Regions from separate parts of the Homo sapiens genome. Here all the other regions are linked to region 2. A link is a loop called in an ENCODE intact Hi-C map of the cell type or tissue named here. Cell type or tissue: Panc1. All regions are shown on one strand.

The links. A loop is a pair of places that touch in the nucleus more often than their neighbours do. Peaks named below come from ENCODE experiments on the same cell type or tissue, not always from the same donor. Only the 100,000 strongest peaks of a DNase experiment are listed, where the experiment ranks them.
Region 1: it touches region 2 in a loop (2.6-fold over the local background); 2 of 110 quality-filtered maps call a loop at or near these places.
Region 3: a loop joins it to region 2, with 3 times the contacts of the local background. A loop is called at or near these places in 2 of 110 quality-filtered maps.

What each region holds. Positions count from the first base shown.
Region 1 is chr7:64,614,461-64,622,460 of GRCh38, reverse strand. It overlaps LOC100128885 (a long non-coding RNA gene), which reads right to left. Exons shown (of 3, transcript NR_077227.1): 3 at 3,872-7,962. Among named protein-coding and RNA genes, the nearest start is that of ZNF107, 48 kb to the left of the region's middle. In Panc1, CTCF peaks have their summits at 416, 620 (motif pointing left), 2,967 and 3,174 (motif pointing right); a DNase peak (open chromatin) is centred at 3,190; H3K4me3 peaks cover 226 bases.
Region 2 is chr7:64,481,178-64,489,177 of GRCh38, reverse strand. No RefSeq gene overlaps it. Among named protein-coding and RNA genes, the nearest start is that of ZNF680, 78 kb to the left of the region's middle. In Panc1, no CTCF peak of the experiment used is centred here; a DNase peak (open chromatin) is centred at 4,842.
Region 3 is chr7:64,430,462-64,438,461 of GRCh38, reverse strand. It overlaps the pseudogene YWHAEP1. Among named protein-coding and RNA genes, the nearest start is that of ZNF736, 120 kb to the right of the region's middle. In Panc1, no CTCF peak of the experiment used is centred here; a DNase peak (open chromatin) is centred at 3,471.

The DNA.
Region 1 (8,000 bases), 130 kb before region 2:
CTAAGGATTTTCCTTTGGCTGAAGGCTGGCGAATGGAGTTTGCCATCCTCTGATTGTAGCCATCCTGAGGTCTAAAAATATACCCTCGAAAAGTGGCCCATTCTATTTCTGCAGGGGAGTACTGAGGCTTAATTTCTCTTATGGAGCCTTCCCAGGTTAGAGGGGCTTGAAGTGTGTTGATGCCTCAAGGCTTCCTTGCTGCTGACTTAATTGCCTGATTAGCTAACGTATTTCCTTCGGCTACTTCATCTGTTCCCTTTTGATGTCCCTTACAATGCATCATTGCTATTTTTCATGGAAGAAAAACGGAGAATAATTTTCTGGTGATACTTTAAAAGAGATCCATTAGCGGTAAGAAAATGTATTTTCTTCCAAATGGCAGCATGAGCATGAAGAACCAAGAAAGCATACTTTTAGTCTGTGTAAATGTTAGCTACCTTTCCTTTGTTTAATTCAAGTCCTCTTGTAAGAGCTATCAGTTCAGCTAATTGAGCGTTTGTGCTGGGGAGAGAGACACACTTTTAATAACGTTGTTTAGAGTGACTACTGAGTATCTTGCCTTATGTATTTTTTGCTTTACTGGCTATTTGTTACCTAAGAGGTCCCCCTAGAGGACAGTAATTGTGTCATGTTGTGTGGGGTGTAAGTTAAATTCTCTAGTATAATTAAAGAGAATTATGATTATAATTTCCAGGGTTAATTTGGAGACTTTTCTAAGTAGTAGAGCCACCATGGCAGTGGCTACAGGAAGAGGGGAGACCTGAATTAGAGAACAGAAAAGAGGGAGACTGGCTCTATTGTTTAGAAGGATGATTATCTTCCTTCTTTTAATTTCCAGAATCACCTTGGGATCCTAGGCTATAATGGCAGTTTGAGCTGCTGGAGCTGGGGGTTGGGTCCCTAGGACCCATTATTCCTGCCAAACGATCTGTGAGACTGGTTCTGAATCTAGTGACCTCATCTCTGGGGGCAGTTTGCTCTCTAGTGTCTCTGCCACAGCCTGCAGAGGGTTGAGGTGGCTTCTTCTTGATGCTTGGGCACTGCTTCTTAAAGTACCCTGACTTGCCAGACTGATAGCAATGAGCAGATGAACCTTGGAAATCCTGGACATTGCAGGCTTGCAAAGCAACTACTAGAGCCTTTGTCCTTCTCCTGAGTTTCCTCGCTTTCTCTTGGGTTTTCTCCTGGTCCCTATTATAAAAGGCTGAAGTGGCTACCTTCAGGAGGTTCTCTAAGGTGCTATCTGATTCTATAGCCTGCTTTTGTAGTTTCTTTTTTAATATCAAGAGCTTGGCCTGGCGCGGTGGCTCACGCCTGTAATCCCAGCACTTTGGGAGGCCGAGGCGGGCGGATCACGAGGTCAGGAGATGGAGACCATGGTGAAACCCTGTCTCTACTAAAAATACAAAAAATTAGCTGGGTGCAGTGGCGGGCGCCTGTAGTCCCAGCTACTCGGGAGGCTGAGGCAGGAGAATGGCGTGAATCCCGAGGCAGAGCTTGCAGTGAGCTGAGATCGCACCACTGCACTCCAGCCTGAGCCACAGAGCGAGACTCCGTCTCAAAAAAAAAAAAAAAAAAAAAAATATCGAGAGCTTCGTGCGTAATAAACCTGTCCTTTAGAATGCACTATTTGTTGATTGGATCAGAAGAAAAGGAGATATGCTCTATTAGTGCCTCTCTCTGCCTTTTCATAAAGGCTGCAAGACTCTTTTCTGGCATTTGGTCTATCATGGACAGTTTAGAGTAAGAGATTTGTCCTCATGGACAGTTTAGAGTAAGAGATTTGTCCCTATTCATAAACCCTCTAATATGCATATTAAAGTGTTTTTTTTTTTTTCCATTTATCTGCAGAGCTATTGGAGTTCCAACCAGGGTTGTAAAGAGGAACTGCTTCCCTTCCTATTGGGAATGGTGTTTCTGTTATTTCTTCACTTTCTCCTTTTTAAATTTTGGTGCATTATAGGCGACATATTGTTCATTTCTGCAATTCTCTGCTGCCTGTAGAGCTGCCTGCTTTTCAGCTGCAGTTAGGGTTTGGTTTAGGAGCAGCACAACATCCTTCTATGTGAGGTGAAACACCTGAGTCAAATTTTGGAAAGCTTCTATATACCTATTGGGGGTTGTCAGAAAATCAGCCTAAGTCTTCCTTTATTTGGCTAAGGTCTTGTAATAAGAGAACTTGAGATGGCTCTAAATAAGGGGGATTCTCAAATGGCTTCCCTGGAACTTGCTTTTCTAATTCTGGTGAATCATTTTCTATAAGCCTGCCTGATATGACTTTTTAAAAAGCTGGGTTGATCTTACACTACCTGCAAAGGTGTAGTATAAATGTCATGCCCTTGTGCAAAAGAAAATGGTTGCTTTCTTCTTCAAAGTCCGGAGGTTAAAGAAGTTCCAGTGTTACAGAATGCACTCCAGAGGGTTGCAAGCTGAAGTTGGTCTGTTGCCCATCTAGAAAAAGTGAGAATAAAAGGGTCCTTTTAGTCTCCCTTTTTTTTGGTATGACCAAGGGTGAAGGGGAAAACAGTGGGAGTGTCACCTCTACTCTTTTCTCTCCTTGGTTCCTGGGTCCTGTCACCATGTTAAATGTGTCACTCATGGTTGTGGGTGTGACCTCTCCAAGCCATGAAACCAGATGAACTAGGTGATGGATTTTAGCCACAATTACCCATATAGCCTTATTTGTCCACTTGTGATTTCCCTTTGACTTTCTAGACTTGTGTGATCTGTGTGCCACCCCAAAAAATGGATTTTGGGAAAGAATATGTAATAGTTGCCTTTGGGCAAGGCTCATTTAATGGAGGGATTGTGCTAGATGGAACTCTGTATTCTACTCTTATGCCCCATGCTAAATCATTTACCCTTAGAAAATGATTCTGGTTAACTTTTGGATGTAAAGTTCCCTTACTAATTAAGTACTATTTTAATTAGAGACAGAATAGGTGCCTTAAAGAACACAAGGGACCTAATGGCATTTTTCCTGCTGATAGGACAGTATTCAAACTAAAATTTAGCTATGGAAGACATTTTACTCTTAATTGTTAAAGGCAGCATTTTCCCATTCACAGAAGGGCATAGAGCCTGATTTTTAGCGGTGCAAAAAGGGAGAATTGGGAAGCTACAGTGTATTGCAAAAGACTGACAATGTGCCTCATGGAGATAATTTCTATTTCCACTAGGTGGTGCTGTTGGCTTAGAAATACCATGTACTCACGGAGGACGTGTATTGGGTTAGTATGGCATTTGCCGATCTTTCCTAACAGAACTGTTCCCCCGAATTGTAAAAATTCCTGCACATTTCATACACAGAGAAAAGACATGGTGACTGCAGATAGAAAAGGAGAAATTTTGCAACAGGATAGATGGAGATTCTCTTTGCTAACACCTGGATGAGTGGTCAGAAGTTGGCTTTAGTCCAGAAGCCTTTGGATAACACCAGGGTATGCCCTGGCCCGAAATTTTCAGTTGCTCCAAAACCTCTCCCAGCCCCATGTAATGGCTAGGTCCTCCATGAAAGAAAACTGGTTTAAAGCATGGCCAATGTGTGTATTGCAGGGGATTCATCCTCTCCCCAGTAACCCTCACATTTGAGTCTTCAAGAACAGTAGCCATGCTAATCACATTTTTAAATGGCTGTTTGGATGCCCATTATTAATTTGATTTGATTTTATAATAAGGCCCATAGCCTCAAAATTAAAGGACAGATTCTGAGGTTCACTTCCATACTTATTGCTTTGATGTTTATACCTATCATTCCATTTCTGATTCTGAAGGAGCCCCCAAATGAAGTGGCTTTGTTCTGTGGGGACATACCTGAGGTTTCTTGTCTCATACAGAGAAGATTAATGACATGGACACGCACACACGGAGTGAGTTTAAGAAGCAGAAAGTTTAATAGAAGAAAGGGAGAGACAGAGCTTCCTCTTTCAGAAAAAGTGGGTCACCCAAGGGGGTTTCTGAGTTTGGGGCAGAATAGATTCAATTTTATAGAGGATTGGATTGAGGAGGCAGTGATTGATTTACACAGGGCCCAGGAGATTGGTTTGACCAGGTGTGCCATTTACATAGCCCACAAAGAAAATGTCCCTTCTACCCTAATCTTTTATTATGTAAATGTAATCTCTACCTGGCCGATGCCATGACACCTGCACACGTGATGACAGAAAAAGGAGGGAAAATTGTCATGTGTGGTGTACCTGGCTTTTAGTATAGCTCCTGGCATTTGCATATGCAAGCTTCCAGCTTGCTGATCTATGCTTACAGCTTCACGTTTTAGGCTGCTTTCTTTTAGGAAAACAAATAGCTCTGGGGCCCTGTTTTATTAAAGAAAAATTCCATTGAGAACCCTTACTCTTACTAACTCCCTAAAATAATTTTGATTTAACTCCTGTATTAATATTGCCTGTATGCTAAGTCCAGTGATGTCAAAATGCTCCTTCTGGGCATGGCCTTAGCAGGAAAGACAAATCACCTGGTGTCATGGCCCAGCAATATGTCACAACATTTTCTATGGGCAGAATACAGGTAAGAGAGAGTCACATTTCCTAGGTGATAAATAAAAAGATATTTTACAAGGTCCCTTGTGGGCAGGGCCCAGGCAGAAGCACCCCATCCCATAGGTATGGGTCCCAGATATGTGTAATAATCTCCAAAATATGTGGGGCCCAGGGAAAACAGAAGAGTTTCATCACCTAGATGCTAGGTCCACCTACATGCTAGATGCTACCAGGTTTCATCACCTAGATGCTAGATGCAAAATCAGAGATATGTCACAATCCCTGATTTTGGCAGGGCCCCGGCAGAAGAGGAGAGTGAAATCAATCACCACCTCTTCTCCGTCACCTGGGTGATGAATAAACAGATATGTTCTAATACCTCTGTAGGCCGGGCCCATGCAGATTTGCATCATGAAAGTGTTAGACCCAGCCATATGTCACAATACTCAATGTATGCAGGGCCCAGGCAGGAGAAGGAAGTCACATTACCTAGGTGCTGGGCCCAGTCATATATCACAATCTGTCCTTGGGCAGAGAGATCAAGCAATAGAGGAAAGTCACTTCACCTGGGTGTTAGGGCCAGCAATATTTCACAATTCTCTCTGTGAAAAGTGCTTAGACAAAATTATAGGCTCACATCATCCAGGTGCTAGGTTTAGTCATTTGCCACAATCCCATCTGTAGGGCCCAGGCAGAAGGGTCAAATCACTTAGGTGCTGGGAAAAGGTGTATGTCACAATCACACCTGCAAGGTCTAGGGATTATATTAAACATCCCACACACGTCCTGGTTCTAGGTATGAGAGTCAATACCTTCTCTATTTTGGGTCTAATTTCGTGAGTCATAGTCTTAAAGGTGGCTAGATCTGTGTCTGAAAGCCTCAATCCCTCCTGTGAACTATTTTCCCCTAGTGGAGTCAGAGGCTCACAAGAGTGCTGAATCTTTATCTGAGAGTCACCAACCCAGCTGTGGGCCAGATCCACATGATTCAATTTTCCAAATTTCAGCTGGCTTTGTGTGTGAGGTTCAGAACCTCAACAGCGGGTTGTTTATGTGGGTGCAGGACAATCTTTACTGTTGAAAGTGTGTGCATACAAGTGTCGTAATCTCACCTGTGTGCTTGGCCCTGTTAGGACACTCTCTGTACTATGCTAGGGCTTTATGTTTTGCATGAGAGTCACAATCTATTCTAAGACATTTGTGCTGGTATGAACCTATAATCATATCTGTGTTCTTAACCCCAGGTATAAGAGTCAACATCTCCCTAATTTTCTGTGTCTAGATAGGAGAGCCCTCACCTTTCTATGAGCTGCATTTAAAAATGTTTTACTATCCCATATCTGGCTGGATGTTCACATATGACAATTCCAAATGTGGACTGCATCCATATGTGAGATTACAAGTAGGGTCTGTCCGTCTGTGAGAATTACAATTTTAATGGATAGTAGGGTGTGCATACACACAAGTAAATCTCACCTGTGCACTGGGCTCTGCAATGACACACTGTGTACAACCTGAAGACTTTATACCATATGTGAGAGTGTGATACTCCTTTCTGACCTTTATAAAAACAGAAGACCCAGAATCTTATCCATTTTTCTAAGCCTAGCTATGAGAGACTGTATCAACTATTGGCTGGTTCAATATATGAGAGTCATCATCACACCTATGAGCTGGAACAACATTATGTGTAACAAATCCACGTGCAGGTAGGTAATAAGCAGGGGAGTCACATCACCCGGGTGCTGGGCCAAAGATTTGTACAATATTACTTGAGGGCAGGGACCGGGAAGGATAGTAACATCCCTTGGCTGCTGAGCCCAGAGATATGTTACAATGCTCCCTGTGGGCAGGGTTCAGGCAAGAGAGACACATCACCTGGTTGCTAGGTCCAGCAATATGTCACAATCTTCCCTGTAAGCAGGGTGCAAATGGAAGACAATAGTCACATTTCCTAGGTAATGAATGCTGAGATGTCACAAGGCCTTCTGTGAGCAAAGCCCACTCATGTGCCTCCCATCCATCCCCTATATCACAATACCCAAATATGTGAGCCCCAGGCAAAATAGGAGTCACCTCACCTAGGTTCTGGGTCCAGTGATACATTATAATCCTCTTTTTGGCAAGGCCCAGGCAAAAGAGGCACAAAAGAGAAATGGCAGGGGATGAATGAAAAAATATTTCATATCTCCATGGACAGAGCCCATGCAGAAGAGTCACATCAACTAGGTGATGGACCCAGACATATGTTTCATATACTATGTGAACAGGGCCCAAGCATAAGAGAGTTACATCATCTAAGTGCTGGGAATATTGATACATCATAGTCGCTTCTTGGGCAGAGTCTAAGTAGTGGAGGACAGTCATACCACCTATGGGCTGGGTCCAGAAATATGTCTTGATACTTCCTGAGGGGAGAGCCCAGGCAGTATTATCACATCACCTGGGTGCTGGAACAGAGATATGTCATGGTCTTCTCTGAAAGCAAGGACCAGGCAGGAGGCTCATGTCACATTTGGCCAGTGATAAGTCACAATTCCTTTCTAAAAGCAGGGCTTGGGCAGTAGTCACATCACCTAGTTTCTGAGACCAGGTGTCACAGGGGGCTCCACAGGGAGCATTGTAACATATCACTGGGCTCAGAAACCAGCTGTCACAATACTTCTGGTGGGCTAGGCCCAGGCTGGAGACACATCACCTAGTTGTTGTGTTATGTCACCATCTTCCCTGTGGGCAGGTGCAGGCAGAAGAGATGAGAGACGTATGCCCTATGTGATGGATACAGAGTAATGTCAGAAAGCTGCCTGTAGTCAGGGCTGAAGCAAAAATGTCTCATTTCCTAGGTGTTGGGCCCAGCAATATGTCACAATACCAAAAACATGCAAGGTCCAGGCAAAAGAGGAGAGTCACATCACTTAAGTGCTGGGTTCAGTGATAAGTCACTATCATTCTTTCTGGCAGGGCCCAGGCAGAAGTGAGTCACATCACCTAGATGACTAAAAAAATGTGTCATAATACCCCTGTGGGCAGGGTCCATGCAGGACAGTCACATGACCTAGACATTATTCCCAGCCGTATGTCACAAAAACAATGAATGTAGAGCCCCGGCAGGAGAGTCACATAGCCTTGGTGCTGGGTCCAGTGATACATCACAGTTTTTTATTGGGCAGAGTCCAAGCTGTAGAGAGAGTCATATCACCTAGTTGCTGTGTGTGACAATATATAATAATACTCCCTGAGAAGTGGGCTCAAGCAGGAGATTCACATCACTTAGGTGAGAGGTTCAGAGATATGTCACAATGCCCCCAGGTGAGTAGCAGTCAGGAAGAAAAGTTACATAAACTAGGGCCAGAGCCCAGCTATATGTCACAATTACCGCAGTGGGGAGCACTCAGGTATGACAGGAGAGTCACATCACATAGGAGCTGGGCCAAGCAATATGTAGCAATCTGCGCTGCAGACAAGTCTGAAAAAAGAAAGGTCACATCAACTAGGTGATGAATC
Region 2 (8,000 bases):
GATTTAGCCAGCCTTGTAAAATGCCACATAACAAACTGGGCCACAGTAAGAACTAGTAAACTAGTTAACTTAGCTGACCAATTATCCTACACTATGATAAAAAAAGAAAAGCAGAAGAGTGCCCACTTACAGCTAAAGCAATTAAGTTCTCAAACCTGTCAGCTGTAGAAAGATTTTAAGCTCCCTTGGTCTGAGAACTCTTTCCCTCCCAGTCTGTTACTACTGTAAAGGATCAGGACACCTTAAAAGGGATTCTCTTAGGCTGAAATGAAAGAAAAGGCAGGAAAATGCAATTCAGGAAGACTAGGGGTGCTCTGAGGAAGTACAGAAGTTTCACCTCTCCAAATATTCTATCCTGATGAACAAATTGAGAGAGATTAATATAATAAACCATGAGCTTAAAACTGTTACAGGAAAGGTGTCCTGATCCAGATCCTGAAACAGGGTTCTTGGATCTTGCGCAAGAAAGGATTAAGGGAGAGTCTGCAATGCAAAGTGAAAGCAAGTTTATTAAAAAGGTAAAGGAATAAAAGAATGGCTACTCCATAGAGCAGCCCTGAGGGCTGCTGGTTGTCCATTTTTATGGTTATTTCTTGATGATATGCTAAACAAGGGGTGGATTATTCATGCCTCCCCTTTTTAGACCATATAGGGTAACTTCCTGATGTTGCCATGGCATTTGTAAACTGTCATGGCACTGGTGGGAGTGTAGCAGTGAGGACCAGAGGTCACTCTTGTCGCTATTTTGGTTTTGGTGAATTATGGCTGGCTCCTTTACTGCAATCTGTTTTACCAGCAAGGTATGTATGACCCGTATTTTGTGGTGACCTCCTATCTCATCCTGTGACTTAGAATGCCTTAACCATCTGGGAATACAGCCCAGTAGGTTTCAGCCTCATTTTACCCAGCTCCTATTCAAGATGGAGTTGCTCTGGTTCACACACCTCTGATATTTCCCCCCTCCCTTTTATAAGAGAACCATTAGCCCTAAGGGTTTCAGAGGGATGAAGAGCCATCTTCTGTAACTTCTTCATGATGAATAGGGGTGATAATATTCCTGCCTAGCTATGAGGGTCTCTTGCATTCAGGGTAGAGAGGAGCTCAGTAAGAAGGTATCAGTATGGTAAGGTCCCTTTATAACTCTTGAGTTTCAACAAAAGGTGGTATCTGGAACATTAAGGAGTGTTTAGTTTAAGGAAACATTCAGTAAGCTTGTCCTGTATTTCTACACAGAGTATAACAGCAATACATTTCACAACAGTGAGACAAAATAAGTAAAGTTATTCAAAGTAAACTAAATTAGAAGGCTTTCTGTGAACTGGGCAACTGTTGAAACCAAGATGATATGGGGTTGCTAGCTGATTGCAATGTGCCCAGAATAAGAATATTGATCCAGATTTTTATATTACCTATCCCTCTTGTTTCTTCTGAGCAGCAGTCAGAGATCACTGGTTGGTTCACAGGAATAAGCAGGGTTAGCCTAAATTGCAGAAACAAACTTAAAAACAACTAATGAGACTAGAATCTAATAACAAGTATACTGTAGTTTTTGAAACATAATATCCCTCTCTCCAGTTTCCCATTTTTACTAATGGCAAATCATGGTAAGACAAATTTCTTTATTATACTTGGCCTGATTATTTGTATAAAGTGCAGTAAGAATAATTATTTTTCACATCGGCTCTTTTTAAATTGGCTTTGATGGAATTCTGTTCCATAGAAGGAATCTTATATAAGACTTTTTAAAGCCAAGCTCAGCCATCAGTTTGTACCCTCCAATAACTATGAGTTGAGTAAATTCTTCTCCTCTTGGGGTCCCAAGATAACTTGGGGCTTCTGGACCTGTCAGAAAGTGACATTATTTACTTACCACAGATAAGAAACCATGTACAGGGACTGTTGTAGGCAAGGTATGAGCCCAGTTCCCCAAAGGGCTTTTACTGGCTCTACAAGTCAAGTTTGATTCCTTAAAGGAAAGCACATCATTCCAGTCAAAGCCTTGGTAAAATAACCAGTTTCTCCAATTGTGTCCTGTTGTAAAAGAAAACAGATTCTTATTGCCCTTATGCAGATAACTATATTGCTGTAAGTTAAGAACATTCAAAACTAGTTTCCAAATTCTGAAGAAATCAGGTAGAGAGAAATAAATATGTTCCAAATTTTGTTCATAGGAGTACCTCAACTGTTAAAAGCTGTAACTAGCTCAAAAGAAAAGTTTCCTTGACTCTGAAAAACAAAACAAAAGATCAGAAGTGTTTTAATCAAAGTTAAAAAGATTACTTCAGTTTTCTATTGGTTCAGTTAATTCAGTTAACTCCTGTTAACTGAACATTCCATTCATGAACACTCCACCTCTTAATGAGAGTTCTAAAAGTTGTTTCCTTTATTCCAATGTTACAATTTCCAAAGTTATTAGAAACCTGCATTTAAGAACACCTGCTAGTTCTATAGTTGATTATAAGCCATCTTCTAAAGAGGATTAAACAACTATCTATGGATAATAAAAAGTTTTAGGATAGCCACTATTAAAGCCACAACTGATAAGGAAATTTGGTTACCTCTGTGGCACACAAAATTTTACATAACAATGATAATTATTAATAACATACACTGTCATATTAGAATAATAGAAGTTTCCCATAACTTTGGAACATATACCAATAACAAATTTATGCAAATATAGTCCAAAAAAAGGAAAACATCATTTCAAATTTGATGCGTCCTGTAAGATTTTTATACCACATAAGCCAAATTTCATCTTTACATTAATGTACTATTAATGTCAAACCCAATAAAACCTAATAGACATATTTACCCAATTTTAATGTTTAACCATAAGGTAAGATTCTTATAAACCTTTTATAAACTTTTACATTGATTGGTGTGAAAGAGCAGATCAGTACTTTTAGAAAAACCTATTGTGCTTTTATTCCAATGTTTAATTTATGGAAAACTGAATAATACCCCTTTAACTTTAGCCAATATGTCCACACACAGGATCTCTTACAATTAATTTTATAAACCTTCCACAACTTGTTTAAACCTTTAGATTTTTTTCTTACTTAAAACAATCTTTTAACACTTCAATCTAGGCAGAAAAAAATCCACATTTCCATGACCTCTTATAAACTTTCACCAAAAAACACCTTGCATGTAGAATTGTTTCTTTAGTAGTTTCAATTACATGTTATAATGTTAACTCTTAGGAACTTTTATTTTTGGTGAAAACCTTGGTAAGTAAGGGATTTTAATTGTGTACTAGGTGTGGATCCTAGCCTAGGACACACCAGGCAGAAGTGCAAATAAGGGTTGACTCTCCAGCATAGCTAGGGGGCGTGGCTAACTCCACATGTCCCTAGGCCTTATCTCAATTAAGCAGGCAAGTTGTACAGTAAGAGTTATACTGGCATTTTATGAAGCATTTAGGAGGCCTAACAACCTTTGAATTGTACAACATTTTTTTGCATAAATTCCCTTTCACAAATCCTTTCATGAGTTACACAGACTATTTGAGGCATTCTTGGATTTTTTGACTTGCCCTAAACATCCCTCCTTTTAAACAACCAGTCATTTTACTTTAGGACAAGAATTTACTATACAAGATCCTTTCTTATAAAATCTCTTTCTTTATAATCTTCTTTGTATAGCTAGGAGGAATGGGTAATTCCACATGTTCCCAGGCCTTATCTAGAACATGTTCCCAGGCCTTATCTAGAATCTAATGGCTTTAGGGTAAGTAAATTGAACAATTTTTAAAAGTTAAAGAAGCAGTTGATAACCTTAAAGCATTTAACAAACTTAATATCTGACCGGCATAATTTAGTCTAAATGTTTTTATCTTATCAATAACTTTTATTTATCAATAATTTTTTTCCCCAGAAAAATTTGAGGCCAGGCATGGTGGTTCACGCCTGTAATCCCAGCACTTTGGGAGGCTGAGGTGGGTGGATCACCTGAGGTCAGGAGTTTGAGACCAGCCTGGCCAACATGGTGAAACTCTGTCTCTACTAAAATCCCAAAAATCAGCTGGGCGTGGTGGTGCATGCCTGTAGTCCCAACTACTCAGGAGGCTGAGGCAGGAGAATTGCTTGAACCAGGGAGGTGTAGGTTGCAGTGAGTGGAGATCGCTCCATTGCACTCCAGCCTGGGCAACAAGAATGAAACTCTGTCTCAAAAAAAAAAAAAAAAACAAAAACAAAAATTTGGGAAATTTTTATTTCCCAAAGATTACTAAAGTTACATGAACTAAAAGGCATTACAGTTTTTATTTTGCTTTTATAATATTGCATTTAAGCACTTATTTTTGTTTCAACCAATTAATTAGAGCCCTTTTATATAAACATTATACACAACACATCTATAGCTACACAGAAGGACAGAAGAAGATTACTACAGTAGTTGTAAGATTTTTCATTTGCCAGTTTTTAAGTCTTAATTGGATTACTGACTTTAGGGTGGAGCCCTTGGAAGAACAGGGCCAGGAAAGGGGTCTCTGGTGCCTCCTGTTTTTCCCAAGGAGTCCAGGCTGTTAAAGCTTGAACATTCACTTTTAATTAAACTGATTTTAATCATAGCACTCTTTAATAAAGTCCTTTTAGGATTTTTTATGCCAAATGGCTGATATTTCTGGCTTTTTAAACTTAACCAAAGATAACTGCCCAGGTGCTTAGAGAAAGAAAAATTTAAGACAGTCTGCAGAGAAGAAGAGAATAGACAAGGTCACGCAGATATTAAACCAAAAACGACTTACTTCCTAAGTGGGGAATCAAACCTGGACCGCCACTGTGAAAGTGCAAAAACCTTAGCTACTGAGCTACAGCATAAGACAGTCTTCATTTCCTTTCCTAGGAGCCTAGAGTAGTTAATTTTGAGCTTGCAAAGGCTTTTTAACTATTTAATATGATTTTTAGAGCTAACTATGACATGAACCCTAAAATTCCTGTTCCCTGGAAGGTTGAGATCAAGAGAAAGTACCACCACGTGATTAAAAGGTCAAGCTCCCAAGGACATAAAACAAGTTGGAGACTTCATCCAGTTTTTTGTTTGTTTCAGGGACCTGCAGCCAAGTTTGTTACTAACCAGCTTGCTGGGATGTCTTGAGAAGCAGCTTACAGTCCAGGCGTGGTGGCTCACGGACTTTGAAAGGCCGAGGCAGGTGGATCACGAGGTCAGAAGTTCAAGACCAGCCTGGCCAAGGTGGTGAAACTCCATCTCTACTAAAAAAAAAAAAATTAGCTGGGCATGGTGGCGGGCGCCTGTAATCCCAGCTACTCAGGAGGCTAAGGCAGGAGAATTGCTTGAACCCAGGAGGTGGAGGATGCAGTGAGCTGAGATTGTGCCACTGCACTCCAGCCTGGGAGACAGAGTGAGACTCCATCTCAAAAAGAAAAAAAAAAAAAAAAGGCAGCTTCCAGGTGTTCTAAGCCTGTTTTATCCTGAAGTACCCCTTGACACAGAAAAATGAATCTGTAGCACAAAATATACCAGCTTAAGACTACCCTTAGAATTCTTTTTTGCATTAGTCAAAGCTTTACAGAGAAGATAAACACTTATTTTATTTATTTATTTTTTTGAGACGGAGTTTTGCTCTTGTTGCCCAGGCTGGAGTGCAATGGCGCAATCTCGGCTCACTGCAACCTCTGCCTGTGGGTTCAAGTTATTCTCCTGCCTCAGCCTCCCGAATAGCTGGGATTACAGGCATGCGCCACCACGCCTGGCTAATTTTGTATTTTTAGTAGAGACAGGGTTTCTCCATGTTGATCAGGCTGGTCTTGAACTCCCAACCTCAGGTGATCCGCCGGCCTTAACCTCCCTAAGTGCTGGGATTACAGGCATGAGCCACCGCACCTGGCCACACTTATTTTTAATTTTTATTTTTAACCATTCATTCAACCATTTGCGCAGAGAGAGAGAGAAGCCAGAAATCTGACTACTAAGAAATTTTTACCCTTTTGACGGCATGCCAGGCTTCTGGGTTCCTTTACCCTGAGTGGCCCCAGTGATCAGGCTTGTGGCACCATTGCCCTGGGGGCCAAGTCACATCATAAAGGAAAATTTTTTTTTTTCATTCTGGCCAGAGCAAAATACGTGTGATAAAACACAGACATAAGCTACTCTGCTTAGTGCCCAATATCAACTGACAAGGCTTAAATTTGCCTCCAGATGGGCTTCATCATCTTTAATTCAACCTCCAACTTGGAGTTTCAACATGTGGTCTCTGGGCAATAAGGTTGCCCTGAGTAACAGAAAAGATAAAAAAGGAAAAGTAGAGAAGGAAAGTATTGCCTGTGGCAGGGTGGGGAAGGTGAAATGCTTAGGGAGGCCAGAGAAAAGACCCACTCATGTGGGTCGACAATGAAAAGTTCAGGCAGCCGCTTGTTGGTAGCAAGGGGATGTTTTCCAGCAGTCCCATCAGCTCTCAAGTTTCCCCTTTTAGGGACGAAAAAGCTCCCTATGTCCCACAATCCTGTACATGCCTAACCCTGTCACCCACAGCCATCAGCAAAGACTGCAAGAAAGTTTAATCCAAAGAGAATAGCAGTTGCCAAACCTGTTCTTACCTGTTCTTACTTTACTGAAAGGGACCTCTAACTCCCTAAATCTTAGAAGGGACTCTAACCCTCCTAAGTCAGGCCTCTAACCTGAGGTCAGTCAAGCGTCCTTGCCTTTTATTAAGAGGGTCCTCTAACCCACTGTGTATTAGGGGAGACTCTAACTCCCCTAAGTTGGGCCTCTAACCCAATCCCATTCTTTATGCGGGTAACCCAAAGTCATCCAATCAGTGCTGCAGTCTATTTCCTTCCCAACCCAAAGAGTTCCTTCAGTATTGTCCCTTCCAGGTTTGCCAGAAAGATGTTACAGGACCCCAACACTTACCTAAAGGTAGCCATTGGGTCAGGGTTTCTGCAATATAGTCTGTTCTGTGGTCACCAGAAATATGTTACAGGAAAAAAGTCGCAATCCAGATCCCAAGAGAGAACTCTTGGATCTTGCACAATAAAGAATTCAGGGAGAGTCCACAGTGCAAAGTGAAAGCAAGTTTGTTAAGAAAGTAAAGGAATAAAAGAATGGCTACTCCATAGACAGAGCAGCCCCGAGGACTGGTGGTTGTCCATTTTTATGGTTATTTCTTGATGATATGCTAAACTAGGGGTGGATTATTCATGCCTCCCCTTTTTAGACCATATAGGGTAACTTCCTGATGTTGCCATGGCATTTGTAAACTGTCATGGCACTGGTGGGAGTGTAGCTGTGAGGACCAGAGGTCACTCTTGTCGCTATTTTGGTTTTGGTGAATTATGGCTGGCTCCTTTACTGCAATCTGTTTTACCAGCAAGGTATGTATGACCTGTATTTTGTGGTGACCTCCTATCTCATCCAGTGACTTAGAATGCCTTAGCCACCTGGGAATGCAGCCCAGTAGGTTTCAGCCTCATTTTACCCAGCTCCTATTAAAGATGAAGTTGTTCTGGTTCACAGGCCTTTGACACAACTGCCTTAATTGACACTGGCATGACTATATCTCTGATAAATCCCACCTTATTTAAAAACCCCATTCCTTGGATAATGAAAGAATTAACATGGTAGGTATGTCTAATAAAAGGATCTTATGTTTTAAGTCGAAACCTATACCTTATCATTTCATGGGGTTCAGATTCCTTACAGCAGGCTCTAAGTGTGACGTGCTCAGTAGGTCCCATATGTTTCTTATATGCCCTGCGGCCTCTGTCAATCTTTTGGGCTATGATCTTCTCAACACCCATGATGCCTATATCTCTTTTTCATCAAAAGGTAAACTTTTTTTATAATTGGAGCCAGGGGACCAAAAATATCAAATTAAAAAATGTCCTGACAATGTACCACAATTTAGTACTAGTAATGTTAAAACATCATCTTGTGACCAGGCAAATAAAATGGAGACAGAGGAGAAAATACTAGGGGAGAAGAGAAAATATGGGAATAAAGAGCAGGAAACAATAAAACTCCTTTCAGCTTCTCTA
Region 3 (8,000 bases), 51 kb after region 2:
GTTCTAAATGGAGTTTACATGTGGCTAGATAATACTTGTTAATTACCTTTAACTTTTTAAATACATTAATTGAGGTATAATTGACAAACTAAAGGTGTATATATTTAGGATTTAGAATATGATGTTTTGAGACATGTATACATTTTTTAATTACCTCGGTTAAGCTAGTTAACATATTTATCACTTTACATAGTTACTTTATGTGTCTGTGTGTGAGTGGGTATGTGTGGTGAGATTACTTGAGATTTGATTTTCAAAAATTTTAAGTATACAGTATTATTAACTATTGTCACCAGTCTATATGTTACATTCCCATCATTTATGTATTTTCTAGCTGAAAGTATGTATCTTTTGACTGATGCCTTGTCATTTCCTCCCACACCCTAGCCCGTAGTAATTATTATTCTTCTTTTCCTATGACTCTGAGTTATTAAAGATTTCACATAAATACGAAATCACGCGGTACTTGTCTTTTTGTATCTGGCTTATTTTACTTAGCATAATGTCTTCATGGTTCTTCAACGTTGTTGAAAATGGCAGAATTTTCATCTTCATTAAAGATAAATTACATATACATATATTTATCACAGTTTTGTTATATATTCATCTACATATGCTAAGTAGTAACCTCTCTAATTTATCAAATTATCTTTTCCATATTATCATTCAAATATGATATTGTTTTGCATTTATTATTAAAATTAATTTCCTGTCTTTAAAAAATTTTCATAAAATTTATGGGGTCAATTCAATCTGCCCTCTTGATAAAAGCCAAAGTTACATGTCAGTTTTACTAATTTGGATTAGATTGAGATTTTTATTGCCTCAAATAATAAGTATAAGCATTAAGGATAAAAATATAATTACATTCTTCACCTTACAACAAAGAAAACTTTGGATTATTTATTGGACAAAAGACTTATTCTATATTATTATTTCTATTTTTGTGTTACCTAAACATTTACTACACATAGAATACCACAAAACAGGAATAAATAAATCGGTTGTCACAAATGATGAAAGTAAAATTAAGAAATAAGATATACTTCCCAGAGAATGTTTGTAACAAAAATAAATGAAATATGTTTTAGGTGATGCATATTCTAATTCCCCTGATTTGATTATTACATATTATATGCTTGTATCAAACTATCACATGTACTACATAAAGATGTACAACTATTATGTGTCTGTAACAATTAAAAATAAGAAAGTATATATGAATATATATGTATATATAAATAATCATGTAACGAGTAAAGTATTAATTAAAAATATTTCCACAAAGAAAAGTTTAGGGCCTGATATCTTATATGTCAAATTCAATGAATATTTAGTAAATACTATCAATTGTTTAAAAAAACTTTCAAAAACTGAAAAGAAATTTATACTTTCTAACCCACAACACTAGAGTTATTGTACAATAAAATAAAGTATATAATAAAAATTTAAAAAATTCTCCAGATTGAAAAATAACAAAGGTCTTTTTTTGCAGATGATATAATTTTCTATATAAAAATATATAAGGAGTTCAATAAAATATCCCTAGAACTATAAACAAGTTAATTAATGTCACTAAATGAAAGATCAGAAAACAAAATTAAATTGCACTTATAGACAAAATAAATCAACAATGAAAATGAAATAAAGAAAAAATATATTTATAATAGCAATAAGCAGAAATATTAAAGTTTTAAAAGGAAGTACAAACATATTACACTCTATTTCTTAATTCAGAAAAATCATAGAACTGAATAAATTAACATATGTTAGATAATCAAGTTTTAAATTATCATTTTTAAGATTAGAATATCTCACAGATTGATCTACAGATTCAATAAAATCTCTCCAAATTTTTAACTATTTCTAATGGAAATTGACAAGTTCTTCCCAAAAACAAATATAGATAAGCTGGGCTTGGTGGCTCATGCCTGTAAACCCAGTGCTTTGGGAGGCTGAGGTTGGAGGACTGCTTGAGGTTGGAGGACTACTTGAGGCCTGGAGTTGAAAAACAGCCTGGGCAACATAGGAAGGTACTGTGTCCAGAAAGATAAAAAAATAAAATTAGCTGGATATGGCAGCGCATGCCTGTAGTCCCACCTACTTGGGAGGCTGAGGTGGTGGAATTGCTTGAGCACAGGAGTTTGAGGTAACAGTGAGCTTTGATTGATCCACCTCACTCCAGCCTGAGTGGCAGAGTGAGACTCTCTCTCTAAAAAAAGATTTAAAAAACAATATAAATGTGCACAGAATACCAAATACACAAAACAGTCCTTAAAAAGAAAAATAAAACAATTTATACTTTTTGATGTAAATTCTTATTATCAAGGATAGAGTCATGTAATTAATAGATTTGAAGATCCAGCCGGGTGCGGTGGCTTATGTCTGTAATCCCAGCACTTTGGGAGGGTGAGGTGGGTGGATCACTTGAGGTCAGGAGTTCAAGACCAACCTGGCCAACATGGTGAAATTCCATCTCACCTACAAATACAAAAAAATTAGCTGGGCATGGTGGTGCATATCTGTAATCTCAGCTACTTGGGAGGCTGAGGCAGGAGAATCGCTTGAACCTGGGAGGTGGAAGTTGCAGTGAGCCTAGATCCTGCCACTGCACTCCAGCCTGGGCAACAGAGCAAATGTCTCAAAAAAAAAAAAAAAAAAAGGAAGATCCATTTAAAAACACATTCATTTATGGCAAATTAACATTCACAAAAGTTCCAAAAAATTTCAATGTGGAAGAAACAGCTTTTCCAAGAATTTTTCTAAGAAAATTGGCTATAAACGTTTAAAATAAGAAGTCAGACCCCATCTCAAATCAAATACATACTGAAATACTTAATATGAGCTGTAAAGCTAAATGTAAGAGCTAAAATGACAAACTCCTTACAAGAAACGCAGAAGTAAATTTTTATAATCTTTTATTCAATAACGATTTATTTATTTTTTACATTTAGGTTTGTTTTATTTAAGTTTAATGTTAATTCCATACTGTGTTTCAGTAAGAACAATACAGATTCTATATCTGTGGCTCCAGTCAGATATCCAGTAGAACAAATTAGCTTCAAGTTACACATACTGAACAAAAGTGATTGAGCTAGAAGAGGGGAGGAGTGAGGGGAAGCAGGTAGGGGGATGGAGAAGGAGTGGAAACAAATAATTGAACACGCATGCAGGCCCTTTTCCACACCACCTGCAACGCTAACCCGCTTCAGTGGGAGAGTAAAAGTAGGCAAGAATGAGCAGCCACGATTGTTGAACTGTTACCAGCACCATGCTTTTCAGCAACATTTCAGTAGAGTTTGAAAAACTTTTTACAGCAAAACCATTTCAAAACTCTCTCCCCAAACAAACCTTAACCATCTCAAGCTAACACCGAGTTACTTTCAAACATTGGTATAAAATACGGTTTAAACAATTAGAAAAACTGAAAAATGATACCACTTTTGCCTCTATAGTGTGATTAATATCTCCCTTAGACGCTTGCATCACCTAGAAGCGTCACCTAATGGCTTTCAAAGGTAATTTCCATTTCTAATGGTAATCTTGCCACATCTGGCACGGAGACAATACAGTAATGCTGAGAAAGCCTGTATGCGGTCCTGTTAGTGTCTTAAAGAACCTAAAAGCTGGGACCAGTAAAATCCACAGAAATTCACTCTTGCCTTTAAGAACTTTTGAAAACTGTTTAAAAAACAAACAAACAAACAAACAAACAAACAAACAAAAAACAGGGCAGGAACCTAAATTCTGACGCCAAATGTAAAAGTCAGATTTGGTGGTTCTCAGTGACAATGGGGAGTTGCCAAGGGGTGGGATAGGGAAGAGCAGGGTGGTCGGAGATGGTTTTTCTTGTTGGCTTTTATGTCTCACTGATTTTCATCTTCCACCTCCTGCAGCGCTTCTTTATTCTGTTCTTCACCATCACCCTGCATGCCTGAAGTCCATAGTGTCCTTATAGCTTTCTTCACTCAGCGTATCCAGTTCTGCAATTGTATCATCAAAAGCTGCTTTTGCCAACCTGCAGGCATGGTCAGGGGAATTAAGAATTTCGTAGTAGAATACAGAAAAATTTGAGAGCAAGACCTAAGCGAGTAGGATGCATTGGTGGAAGTTCTGTCATTGCAATATCACTAGCAGCTTTATAAGCCACTAGGCTGTTCTCCACAGCCTCCTTCCTGTCATTTCCTGTGGCAAATTCTGCCAGATACCTGTGGTAGTCCCCTTTCATTTTATAATAGAAAACTTTGGACTCGCCAGTGTTAGCTGCTGGAATGAGGTTTTTGTCCAGTACATCCAGAATGTCACAACAGAGTAACTTTAGCTCAGTCTCAATCATTTGCTGATATTCCCAAATCATTTTTAGCTTGTCTTCTCCTTCCTTGTTTTCTTCTTTCTGTTCAATACTGCTGATTATTCTCCAGGAGGCTCTTCTAGCTCCAATTACATTCTTATATGCAACAGATGGGAAGTTTATTTCTTCAACTGTCAGTTCCACATCCATCCCTGCTACTTTCTTCATTGACTACACCATTTCTTGGAAGATACTGCCAGTTCAGTTCCAGAGCACATTGTATTGCTCAGCCTGCTCGGCCAGCTTTACCTGGTACCAGATCCTCTCGATCATCCACAGCGGCAGCCGCTCCCACAGGGTCTGCGCGACCGATGGAAGTGGATAGTGTCTCTGCCTCTCGCTCCGCTTCTGGGCAGCAAAAATGGCGACACCACAATCCGGGACTTTCCCCTGCCCACGCGGAAAACTGCTCAGCTCTGTGGCAACCGCTTCCTGGCAACTAATGATTTCTTAAATAACACAACAAAAAAGCATAATCAAGAAGAAACTGATAAACTTCATCAAATTGAAAAACATTTTTTTCCAAACACCAAGAAGAATATATAATCTAAGCTGCATAATGAGAGACAATATTTCCAATTACATATCTTCTCGGGCTCTAGTATCCGGAATACAAACAAAACCAAAACAAACTCTTGTATGTCAATAATAAAAGGACAAATTACCAATTAAAAATGGTCAAGGGACTTGAATATATGTTTTACCAAAGAAGATATACAAATTGCTAATATGAACATAAAAATATGCTCAATATATTTTGCTATTAGGAAAATAAAAATCAAATCACAATGAGATAATAATGAACACACTATATTGGCTATAACAAAGAGACAATAACAAGTGTCGGCAAATGTGGAAAGTATGGAATTTCTATGCATTGCAGCTGGAAAGGTAAAATAATGTAGTCATTTTATAAAACAATTTGGCAATTCTTCAAAATTTTAAACACAGAATTGCCACATGGCTCAGAAATTTTTCTCCACATATGTATGCAAAGGAAATGAAAACCTAAGTCACACAAAGACTTGTATGTGAATGTTCATAGCAGCAATGTTTATAAGAGCCAAAGGGGAATACCATCCAAATATCCATCAGCTAGTGAAAAAATATGTGTCATATTTATGCAATAAAATCCTCAGCAGTCAAAGGGAATTAAGCAATAATCCATGCTACATTGGAAATAAACCTCAAAAATAGTAAACTAAGTGAAACAAACTAGGTTTCAAAAAGATTACATAATTTATAATTCCACATATAAGAAGAGTCCATAAAAAGCTCATTGATAGACAGAAAATAAACTAATGGATGTCTAAGGCCTGGGTGATGGTGGAGAGTGAATGAAAACAAGACAGATTTTACTCTGAGATGATGAACATATTTTAAAGTTAGTTGTGATTATCAATATGTAACTCTGTTATAATATTAAAAACAGGCTGGGCGCGATGGCTCATGTCTGTAATCCCAGAACTTTGGGAGGCCGAGACAGGCGGATCATTTGAGGCCAGGAGTTCGAGACCAGCCTGACCAACGTGGTGAAACCCCATCTCTACTAAAAGTACAAACAAATTAGCCGGGCGTAGTGACGCATGCCTGTAGTCCCAGCTACTCAGGAGGCTGAGGCAGGAGAATCGCTTGAACCGGGAGGCAGAAGTTACAGTGAGCCGAGATCCCGCCACTGCACTCCAGACTGTGCGACAGAGCAAGACTCCGTCTCAAAAAAAAATCAAAAATAAAAAAAATTGATATTTACAATGAAAATGTCATTGTATTATGTAAATTATATCCCATTAAAGCCTATCAAAAATTAACATGCCAAAAGTATTAAAATAGCTTCTGACTTTAAGAAATCCAAGTAACAGACTTTTAACACCAAAGTTATTTCTGTTGATTTAATAAGTATTAAAGAAGAAGAAGATACTTTAAATATCACAAGAGGACACAAGTGCGACCAAAAACATTATAGAGGTTACGTAAGCAAAAAGAAAACAGTTTGTAAGGAGTATTTACGGATAGGAACCATCTGGTTTTACTAGACTAGAAAACTGAAGTCATTTACAGAAGACTACTGTAACTCAATTGTTACAAATAAGTAATGATGTCATCATAGAATGAGGAAAAATTAAAAATTAATTAATTAAAAATATTTGGAGAAGCAATCTAACATAAAGTTGGTTGATGGCACCCGTCTCTACAGTCAGAGTAGCCTATTGCTAATGCAAAAGCTGCACATTCATCGCTTCTTCAAAACCAATCTCAATACCCAAATCTGATACTAATCTCTAAATTTATTACTGTAATTTATGAGAAGATATCTGCCTATTTTTTATTACATAACATGGCTAATGTTCAGTATTTGAAGGTTTTATTAAAAATAACTTAAATTTTTTATTTAAAACTTATTATGGCAGTTAAAAATGTAAACAAAAATATGGAAATTATACAGAAATTCCTGATTACCCATCACAAGGCTCCAGCCATTATTTTCTTTCATTTTCAATTATTAACTCCATTTTTTTGTAAAGTGTTAAATATAAAAATCTGTATTGTTAAATTTGTAGAAATTTTGTACCTCTAACAAAAAAAAATGAAAATATTATTATGATTCCTCATAAATTTTTTTTTTTGAGACAGAATCTTGCTCTGTTGCCCAGGCTGGAGTGCAGTGGTGCGATCTCAGCTCACTGCAACCTTCAGCTCCCAGGTTCAAGGGATTCTCCTGCCTCAGCTTCCCGAGTAGCTGGGACTACAGGCGCCCACCACCACGCCCAGCTAATTTTTTGTATTTTTAGTAGAGATGGGGTTTCACCGTGTTAGCCAGGATGGTGTTGAACTCCTGACCTCGTGATCCGCCCCTGCCTCAGCCTCCCACAGTGCTGGGATTATAAATATCCATAATATATACACAAAAATCCATAAATATATACACAAATATATATTTAAAAATATTTTTGGCCAGGCGGTGTGAGCCACCGCGCCCGGCCAAAAATATTTTTAAATATATATTTGTGTATATATTTATGCAATACATGAGATATGTTGATACAGACATGCAATATATAATAATTACATTATGGAGAATGAAGTATCCATCCTCTCAAGCATTTATTCTTTGTGTTACAAATAATCCAATTATACTCTTAGATATATTAAAATGTACAATTAAATTATTATTGACTATGGTCACCCTGTTGTGTTATATCAGGTCTTTTTCATTTCTTCTAACTACTTTTTGTATCATAAACTATCCCCACTTCTTCCCAACCCCCCCCCACTACCCTCCCCAGCCTGTAATAACCATCCTTCTACTCTCTATCTCCATGAGTTTAATTGTTTTAATTATTAGCTTCCACAAATAATTGAGAACATGTAATGTTTGCATTTCCTTTCCTGGCTTATTTCACTTATCATAATGACCTGCAACTCATGTTGTTGCAAATTACTGGATCTCATTCTTCTTTATGGATATGTAGTATTCCATGGTGTATGTACCACATTTTCTTTATCTGGTCTTCTGTTGATGCACATTTAGGTTGATTCCATGATATTGCTATTGCGAATAATGTTGCAATGAACATGTGTGTACATGTGTCTTTATGATAAAATAATTTATATTTATTTGGTTATGTACCCAATAATGAAATTGCTGGGT